Linked DNA regions of Homo sapiens: region 1 is linked to region 2. A link is a contact called in ENCODE Hi-C or POLR2A ChIA-PET data. All regions are on one chromosome and are shown on one strand. Each heading gives the region's core, a stretch centred on a gene start or an enhancer-like site at or near the end of the contact. The rest is flanking DNA. Distances are from core to core; before and after follow the strand shown.

Region 1 (6,375 bases), core at 2,254-4,753, 41 kb before region 2:
AATGTAAATCATGGCAGTGTTTTGCTATAAAGAAAATGTTAGCTTTTTTCCTTTTTAACATAATGTTAAAGAAATATTCTTCTGTATTAGTTTTTAATCGTATAGCAATAGTTTTATATAGCAAATTACCAGAAATGACGGACTTTCAAACAACATGAACTCATTATCTCGCGATTTTTGTGGGTCAGGAGCCCCGTGCGCTGCGGCCAGGGCAGCCTCTCCATCTGCAGTCAGGGCCTCTCCCGAGCTCCATGCTGGAGGCGGGATTCACCGCCTTCCATCCTGCTCCGAAACGGCACCCAGGCCTCCTGCGCGGCATCTCTCCAGCTCTGCTCTTGAGGGCTCTTGGAATTACACTGGGCCCCTTGGATAATCCAGGATAAACTCTCTCAAGTCAGCTGATTAGTCACCTTTTATGACATCTACAAAGTCCCTTTTGCCAAGCAACGTGACATAACCATTGGAGCAACCCGGGGGGTGTGAGGGGAAGGGGCAGTCATGGGGGCCAGAATTCTGCCTACCACACCTTCCAATCTGGATACACTGAGTTCTATAGCTACAAATGAATGTCTTGGCCAGGTGCGGTGGCTCACGCCTGTAATCCCAACACTTTGGGATGTCAAGGTGGGCCAATCACTTGAGGTCAGTAGTTCAAGACCAGCCTGGCCAACATAATGAAACCCCATCTTTACTAAAAACACAAAAATTAGCCAGGCGTGGTGGTGCACACCTGTAATCCCAGCTACTCGGGAGGCTGAGGCAGGAGAATCACTTGAATCTGGGAGGCGGAGGTTGCAGTGAGCTGCACTCCAGCCTGGGTGACAGAGCAAGACTGTCACAAAAAATACAAAACAAATGTCGCATTTTATCAAATCCCTTTTTATTATCTATTATCATGATCACATATACCTTTTATCTTTTGACCTATTGATATACTAATAGTTTTATTAACATTAAAAAATCACATTCCTGGAATACATCCTTCCATGTCATGACTAATTCTTTATTATACTGGTAGATTAAGTTTGCTATGTCTTCACGTTGGCTTGTTGTAATGTTTATAAATAAGGGTGGGGGTTTTATTCTGCATGTTATTTTTGTAAGGTTTTGGTGTTAGGGTTATACTATTTTGGTGAAATGAACTGAAAAACCATTCAACCTTTCCGAAGCTCTCAGACACTACTCAGAACATAGGAAGTAAGCTGTCTGGGCCCAGCACCTTTCTCACATGGTTCTTCATAAAACTTTTCAGTTTTTCATGGCTAGTAATCAATTCCAGTTTTCTACTCACTCCTTGGCCCATTTTCCTATACAATCATGTTTCACTGAGATTTTTCAAATCAATTGGCATAGAGTTAACACAACGGCAAAATAATATATTTCTCAATAATTATAGAAAACCATCTCACCTATATTTGTTTCATTTGAATCTGTTACTTGCACTTTGTTAATTTCTTTGTCTTACCAGACGTTAATGCCTTGGTTGGTTGTTCTCCAAAGAATTAGATTTGGCAACCTATTGGTTGCTGTTTTCTAAGTCATTGTTTTCTTATGGTTTCCCTTAAGTTTATTTGCTGCTCTTTTTCTGCCTTCTGGAGATGGATGCTTTGTTCATTTATTTGCTTCTAAGTTCAGTTTATTTTTTGTACTAGACTTTTTAAAGTATTTTATTTCATTGGCCATCCACCATTAAAGTAAACTTCCTGTTTGGGGAGAACCCCAAAATAGGTGGGAGGCAGGGCCCCATCCTCCCATCCTCATTATAGATGCTGAGTGTGGGGCAGTCGCCACCTTCGCCTGGCTGTCTGCTTGGGCGTGGAAACAAAACAGGCCAAGGGCTCCCACCCAGGTGTCTGAATCCGGAGTTGTGGTCTTTGAAGACAGTCAGAGTTTCGTCGAGAGCTGCAGCAGAGGGAACTCAGTGGTGGTGCCGCAAACGTCCTACCTGTGGTACTTGCCTCCTGCAACATCCTGCTGCAGATGCAACTGGCCGTGCGGGGCTGCCCAGCCTCCTCCACTGTTCCTGGTTTCTGAGCCTCATTCTCCAGCCTCCTTGTTGATTCTACCGGCAACCCGACAGTCTTCTGGTTCATTCCTCTTCTGCTTAGATTAACTATTTCTCATGTTTAAAATGTAGAATTCTGAATGGCATGGTTTTCTTTTGCATTGTTCTTACTGCCATTTTCTAAATATTTTACAACTGCAGTTTTGAAGTTTCTGTCACCCAAGATTTATGAAAAGCCTCTTTAAAAAGCTTCTTTACAAAGATTTATAAAAGTTTTTTAAAGTTTTTTTTAAAAGCATTACAATTAGGTATGTTTGTACATTTCTATCTTTGTGATTCATTTCTAGTTTTATTGTTTCATCAGATGACATTTTCAGTGTGATATCTGCCTTTAGAACGCTGGAAAGTGTTTTGGGCTTAATATGATTAATTTTTGTAAATGTTCCATGAATGGTTGAACATGGTAAGTACACTTTGTAAAAACGAAGTTCAACATACATTTATTATACTTATACACTGGCATACTCTACTTACAGTTTGTTGACCTGAGCCATGAAAAACAGATGTATGCTATTATTTCTCACTAGCATTATGTAACAAATTACCTTTGCATTTTCTAACAACCTTTACTTTATATATTTTGATGCAATGTTATTTGGTGCATAAATGTTGGTAATTTAATTCTACTCTTAACCAATATAAAATTACTCTTTAACCTGTGTAATATGATAAATACAATACTGTCTGCCTTGAGTTCTCCTTGGTCTGCTCTTAATAATGATCCCTGGGGACTGGCTCATATTTTCACATACTTAGTTATTGTCACAGCACTTAACACATAGATGCTTATTCAATGTTGGTGAAATGAAGAGATAGCGGAAACCAGGAGAATCAGTAAAGTCCTGTTTGTTTTGGTTCCAACAAGGATACGAATCTCAGCTCCCTCCACTCCCCTCCAATGACCTGCTTTCCTATGAGAAACTAATAGCCCCCTCATCATACCCAAATAGTTACAAAGGCATTCCCAAGTGCTAATCCACACCAGAAGGCAGCTGCAGGGCCGAATCTCTGCCATGTCCAAACTCTTAATGTACAACTGTGAAGCAGTGGCTGGGTTCCTGAGGGCAGCGCACAGCAGAGTGTATGCAACACACAAGGTATCTGCAGTCTGAGTTCAGACTCACACACAGAGGAAGCAGTGAGAGCAACAAGGGGCAGACACTGTGGGACAGAAGGCAGAGTGTGCAGTAAGATGCAGTCAAGTGCCCGGGAGAGGAAGAGCACAGCCAAAAAGAGGCGAGGGAATGAGAAAGAGAGCCTGTAAGGATTTAAAAGAGGCAGGGGAAAGCCCTGCCAGAAATAAAAGCGACTGGACACTGAGTCCCTGCAGAGGGCGCCTGGAGGTTCTTTGTGGCACCCACACCAAAAATGACAGGACAGAAAACAAGGGACCAGGCCATGTCCTGGATGTGGGAGGAGGCTGGTCTGCTCGGTGCCCCCCAGGGGCTGGCATGGCCTGAGGGCTCCATGTACTACTTCCTTCGTCTTCACAGCCCTTCCAGATGTGGCATCTCAGGTGCAGAGACAGTCCCAGTGCCCACACAGGACAGCAGGGCTGGGACCCAGGCTGCAGCTGCCTCCAGAGGCCACCTCTGAACCTCTAGACTAAGCTGCCTGGGTCTGGCCAGAGTTAGGCAGACTCTTGTATAACCGGTTTGCAAAAATGCTGGCAGTGTTTCATCTTACTGTCTAGCAAACTTTCTTATTAGTTTGTCCACAGTATGTGATTAAAATCTAGTACATGTAAATCCCTTTTTATTACAGGTTTAGGCTGTACTAAAAATACGCATTCCAGCGAAAGCTGCTGGCAATTCCGACGCTGGACTAGGGCCCACCAAACGACAGACATCCCTCATAGGGCCTACCCCATCAGAAAAACGAGGGCAGCATGCACCTGGGGCTTTAAAACATACATAGTGAGCCCGAGAGGGTCTCACAGGCCCATGCTTTGCCTCTTCAGCTCCTTCAGTTTCTCTCGCTTTAATGATTTGAGGGATATGAGGATCCGAGAGAGAAGAGGTGGCTCCCTGGCCCCAGCTGTTGGTTGTTTAAAAATATTCCGTAACCTCAAAGCCCGCCTGGATAAATAAACAACCCGAAATGCTGCGTTCCACGTGTGCAGAAGGAACGCGATGGCAAGACTCACAGAGAACCAGAGAGACAGTCAAGGATTCAGAGAAAGAGACAGACGGAAACAGGCAGCAGGGACAAAGTCAGAGAGAGACAGAAAATACATTCACGTCGATCACGGCAGATCATCTAAATCCTTCCAGATTACAGAGAAACAAGGCGATTCCTACTACTTTGTGAAGACGCTTCTTGTTGTAATCAGTTACTTGGGAGCACCGATGGTGGCATTCCCATCACTGATGAGACCATCAATGGCCAGAGCCACGCGCTTACTGGCCCCTCAGTGTGCCGCAGGTCTGTCTGTGCTGGGTGCTGTGGTGGGCACTATCTCAGTTAATCTTCAAAAGAAACCGAGGGGGTAGCACTAGGATCACATCCATTTTACAGATGTGGTAACAGCTGGGAGCGTTCAGACAACTTGCCAGGTTCCAGTATTACTCAATGAGAGGACCAGGATTCAGCCCTGGCCTGTGTGTTCTCAGAGCCAGGTCCCCAACCACTGGGGCCTGCCAACTAACTCTATATTTGACCAGAGAAAGCTCTTTCTCAGTCCTCAACTAAAAAGGCCCCTATGACTTTCAAACTTATTTAACAAAGAAAACTGCTCTTCTGAACGGCCTGGGAAGCTGCATTTTTCCTCTCTCCTCTCCCATGCAAAGTGACATTTATTTACTGTGCTTGGGAAGGACCAGCTCAAACCTGCTCGTTACAAGGTAAGGGAAGCCACAAGTTCCCACCTCAGCTTTCAGCATACCACTGTGCTACTTCTCTTGCTGCAAAAAGAATTCTTTCAGTGAAAACTTTCCATCTAAAAATAAGATCATGGCCAACTCTGCAATTACACTTCTCAGTGGGAGACATTTGCCTTCCACTCTATTTTCCTGAATGCAGAATGTCCAAACTACTGTCCTGCTCATCAGTCAACCAAAGGCCCCAGTGTCCCATAATTAACCGGAAAACCGAAGCTATGCAGTTTTCAATCACTGGGTGGTGTTTTGAGGAGCCCTGTGGGCAGCTTTATTTTAGATCACTCATATGCTACTTCTTCACCTGTCCCCCACGGAGCTGGCCCTGAGCACCACTCAGAGGCCGCGGCTTGCGGTGTGCTCCTGGGTTCCAGTCTTCCTCCTCTAGATCCTGCCCCAAACTTCCCCACTTCCTCTCCTTTCCCTTTCTCTTTCCTGTTCTGGGTCTCCCATACATAGACCACCACCATGTTCGGTTGTGGATACTGGGTGGCCACCGTGACTTTGATTTACCAGAAAGGTGGAGGCCTGGCTCCTGGCCTATTATAGCCTGGTGGCTCCTAGGTTCACGGCTGGTAGAGTGCACAGGAGAGGATCATACTGGAAACACTCACACATGCAGAAGTACACCGTCACTGGGGAAAGGCACAGCTGTGATAAGGGGCTTTTACATCTCATTCATCAGGGTTCTTTAAGGGACACATACACCTGTGGGCAATGGGAGGGAACAAATGTGATTATATGAACTTTCAGAGCAGTGTCTGATAATAATCCAAAAGGAATTTTAAAATAGTAAGTCACAGTAGATTGAGAAGAAAATTTTGACTGTGATTAAAAATCTAGCCTAGGCCGGGAGCAGTGGCTCACATCTGTAATCCCAGCACTTCAGGAGGCCGAGGCAGGTGGATCACTTGAGGCCAGTTCAAGACCAGCCTGGCCAACATGGTGAAACCTCGTCTCTAAGAAAAATACAAAAAAATTAGCTGGGCAGGGTGACATACGCCTGTAGTCCAGCTACTCGGGAGGCTGGGGCAGGAGAATTGTTTGAATCCGGGAGGTGGAGGTTGCAATGAGCTGAGATCATGCCACTGCACTCCAGCCTGGACGACAGAGCAAGACTCCATCACAAAAAAAAAAAAAAAAAAAAAAAAAAAAAAAAAAAATCTAGCCTAGAGACAAGAAACAGAGGATAAATGAGTGGACAAATTGGGTGTGTTTAGAAATGAATAAAAAGTTTTATAAATGATAAAGAGAAGGAAGTGCCCAGTAAGACCTTTAGTTTTACAGATAACAACACCCTACCTACCAAAATATAGTCTAGAATAAGGCATTAGACCTCCAGGAGAAGGCATGCAGAATGACAGAAGAGTTTATGTGCACAAGTGTAAGACACACACTGTCCCATCACAGGCCTGGAGGTCAAAATTACAACCC
Region 2 (3,607 bases), core at 1,108-3,607:
ATTCTGGAGTGAATTTTTGCTGCACTTGCTGGGGAGCAAAGCTGTCCTGGAGAAGAGCGCGTCAGCCAGGAAGCGGGGCCGACTGTTGCCACATCAGCTGCCCACGCAATAGCTACAGTACACCTGCTTCAGAAGCCTGTGGGGCAGCAGGTTCCCGGCTAAAGCCCACTTGTCCCAGAGAGATGGCCGACCACCACATCCTCGTGAATCACCTTTGCAATCTGCTTCTGTAATCACCATCAGTCTCTCTGTAGTCATAATTGTCAAAGTGTGCAAATAGTTATTAAAATATTGATTAAAGAAAACCAACAACCATTTATCATCATGGAAGAGTGGTTGTTAACTGCTTTTATCTCGGCAGAGCTTCATGGGGAGCTTGAAAAAGCTCATTGTTTGTGTGTTTTGAGCTGTAAGAGTTGGGAAGTGTGATTAGACTCAAAGGGCTCACTTTCATTTGTATTAGAGAGCTGGGGGGAAATCCACCCTCCGAGGTTGGGGGCTGAGCAGCTGTGCCTGCAAGTCCTGCTTCCAGATGCTTCTCCCCTAGAAAGTTCCTACAGCAGGGAAGAGGAATCTCTGATCTACATTACTTGAACTTTGTTTTATTGTTTGTTTGCTTTTTTTTTTTTACCACCAAAGTTCACTTGGTGATTTTTGCAAAATGCCATCCCAATCATTTTTGTTTTAGTAATGACTCCTTACAACCACCCTGTGCACTGTCAAGTGGAAAAACAGAATCATAAGGGCCTGAAATGAGGATCCCAAACAGAAGACATAAAACCAAAAACACAATTCTGAGTCTTTCATTGCTTTTGCCTGAATCCAATCTTTCTTTACTGATGGGCCATTGCTTTTCTTATATTAGAAATTCCTCCTCTCCACAAAATTGGATTCCATGTTTGCACCAGAGTCATTAGTTTTGTTTTCCTCTAGACTTGGTAACAGCTGGGTGTCAGCCCTCTCGATTGGCTACTCTTGTCACTGAACGGCCTACCTGTGGGCGCTCTGGGTGATCCATGGCTCTTGAACAGTTTCCCTGTGTAATGCAGACTAGCCAGGTCAGAAATGAACCATCAGAATACCAGGCATCTGTCAAAAGGGGATCAGGGGGACATGAATGTCACCTGGCTCAGAGTAATTATCAGCCATTTCTGGGAATGGCAGCATGTCGGTTGAGGAGTTTAGATCTATGCTGTCCAAGGTGCTGGCCACTGTCTGCAGGGGGCTCTTGGGCACACATATTGTGGCTAGATCTCAAAGATTTAGTACAAAAAAAGAGAATGTAACATATCTCAATACTTTAAATATCTTTACATATTGATTACTTTTCAAATGATCATACTCCCAATAACTGGGCTAAATAAAACATACTATTAAAGTGAACTTCACCTGCTTCTTTTTACTATTATACAGTGGCTGCTGGAAAATTTACCATGTGTGGCTTGCATGTGTGGCTCACATTATAGACTACTGGACAGCGCTGGCTTGGCCAATCAAAATCATTCATTGGAAATCAGGGGAAATTCACTATTTATCCCAATAAGGGTGACGGAAGTGAGAGCAGTCCCCAGTACTCTGCCCGGATTGCACAGCATGGGCCTCCCACAGGGGAGTGGCCGCCATTCCTTTGCTAGTCTATTTGCTTGGGAGCACTGAGCTGAGAGCCATCTATTGCTCACACTCCTCTCAGTGGTTACAGAAATGAAACGAGGAAGTCTGCAGATAGCAATGGACCCAGCTGACAAGAGGTGGACCACAAACCCCTTCCTTGTCTTGAAGTTATTCTTAGAGCTAAATTTGCAAATAAGGACAACCAAAGTCTTGCCCCTAAAATAACGTTTTGTTTTCATCTCATTCTTCCATCTAACGCATGCTGGACACATCTAACCAACGACTCACCTCTGCCGAATGTGAAAATCAACTGTGCACTTTCTGTCCATGTCTATAAAATCCATATATATTATAGGATGAGCCATTGGAGACTAAAATCCTAACATGGCAAAAGTCAAGTTTCTTTTCCCTTCTATCAGAACAGGCACCCCTACCAATCCTGACGCCTGGCAGAACCCTCCCAGAGCCACCAGCCTGGCACAGGTCCTCTGCCCGCCCGTGGTGCTGGCCCTGCCCCTCTGTTTAATTTGGCTGCAATTTCCCACTCTGCCCTGACCTAGTCACCACTAGCAAATCCTCCTCTCCTGCTACAGCGTGCGAGAGGCTGTGCTAGGCCCGCAGGTGCAATATTTCATGTCATTCTCCGAGCAGCCCGGCAGTTCAGGTGGTGCTATTTTGCCCCTGGTTCAGAGAAGGTGACTGCAGCTGGAGGGCTGAGCGGCCTCCCCAGGACACAGCCCGGAGTGGCATGGTCTGGTCCAGGCTCTCGGCCTTTCCCTCGTGGAGAAAGAGGACTGAGTCCTCCCTCAGTGTCTCTTGGAGGGATCCCTCTGCGCTCCAGTTCCCTGATACAGGCCTGGCCTCATCTCTAACCCGAGCCCCTCAGTGCCCGCAACTCTTCCTCCTCATCAGCCCCACCTCTCACTGGCTTCTCCACCAGAGTCAGCACTCTTCAGCTCGCCTGGAACCCGCCCGGGCCTGTCCTTCAGCTGGTGGCAGCCATCTCTTCCCCTTTCTGTCCCCACCTGTCACTCTGCTCCAGCCTTTGCTTCAACACCAGCCTCGTGTCCCCTGTTCCAGCCCCGGGGCCTCGGCTCTGAGCTGTCTCCCTGGACTCCATCTCTGGCTTTCTTGTTCAGTCTCACTCTGTACGTGCTCCTGACTGTGCTGTCAATTAGGGTAGGCATTTGTATTCCTTTCAAACCTTGTTTGACTGCCTGGATTCGAGACCCGTTCCGCCTGCTGGCGACAGGAGCTCCATCCCCTGGCACTGCCTTAACCCCTACCAAACAGCACAGTGAGGGCATGAGCTCAGCGGCCAGGCAGGCCTTTGAGCTGTGCTCTGCTGATTACTAGTTGAGAGGCTTTGGGAGTTACTCGTCCTTTGCGTGCCTCAGTTTTTCCAGCTGTAAAGTGGGAATCACAGTAGCCTCTGGCTTAGAGGGCTGCCGAGAGGACTGATGGGCATGTGGAACACACACACATGGGGCCCGGGGACAGCGAGCGCTGTGGGGTGCTGGCCATCCCCCCTTCCCACCCTCCACCCCCCACCCCTGTCCTCTCTGCTGGCTCTGCTTTCCTGCCTGCTGACGCCTGCCTTGTGCAGCTATGACCCACCACAACACGAACCAAATCCACTAATTACTCCGAGTACGCCACGCTTGGCAGCTGAAGACATCTAGCTGGGGTCCCCATATTTTCCTGTTCAGTCGCTAGTTTGTAAAATAACACCTCCCTTCTCCTGGTCTCTGCCGCCCCGCATCCCAGTACCGCCTCCTCCGGCCATTCATGGCCTGCGTGTCTTGTGAATCCAGCGTGCATCTCTGTCCTCCAGAGGCCTCCCGTGATTAATCCCTCCTGATCCCCTCCTAGGCGGACGGTCCCTTCAGCCCTCACAAATTCAGTTCACATTACAGCAGTGGTTCTCTACTGGGGGTGACTTTGTGCCCAAGGGGACATTTGGCAATGTCGGGAGATAATTTTTTTGGCACAATTC

What was found. A loop is a pair of places that touch in the nucleus more often than their neighbours do. ChIA-PET counts read pairs that join two places held with the same protein, here RNA polymerase II (POLR2A). Pooled maps may share reads with other maps.
Region 1: a pooled map shows a loop between it and region 2 (2.8-fold over the local background). The contact joins two enhancer-like sites. A Hi-C loop is called at or near these places in 7 of 168 maps with a recorded cell type or tissue (B cell, Caco-2, GM12878 and 4 more), 31 of 37 single-sample maps with no recorded cell type and 7 of 50 pooled maps. POLR2A ChIA-PET finds 5 or more read pairs at or near these places in 4 of 52 experiments (GM12878, HepG2, activated T-cell and 1 more).

The regions. Positions count from the first base shown.
Region 1 is chr6:157,594,904-157,601,278 of GRCh38, reverse strand. The region is part of intron 3 of ZDHHC14 (zDHHC palmitoyltransferase 14); the gene reads right to left. Among named protein-coding and RNA genes, the nearest start is that of MIR3692, 69 kb to the right of the region's middle. Within about 2 kb of position 3,503, at least 12 of the 41 ENCODE cell types and tissues checked have a DNase peak (open chromatin) inside an H3K27ac peak, as active enhancers do.
Region 2 is chr6:157,555,806-157,559,412 of GRCh38, reverse strand. The region is part of intron 2 of ZDHHC14 (zDHHC palmitoyltransferase 14); the gene reads right to left. Among named protein-coding and RNA genes, the nearest start is that of MIR3692, 28 kb to the right of the region's middle. RefSeq lists enhancers at 1,909-2,694, 2,393-2,702. Within about 2 kb of position 2,357, at least 5 of the 41 ENCODE cell types and tissues checked have a DNase peak (open chromatin) inside an H3K27ac peak, as active enhancers do.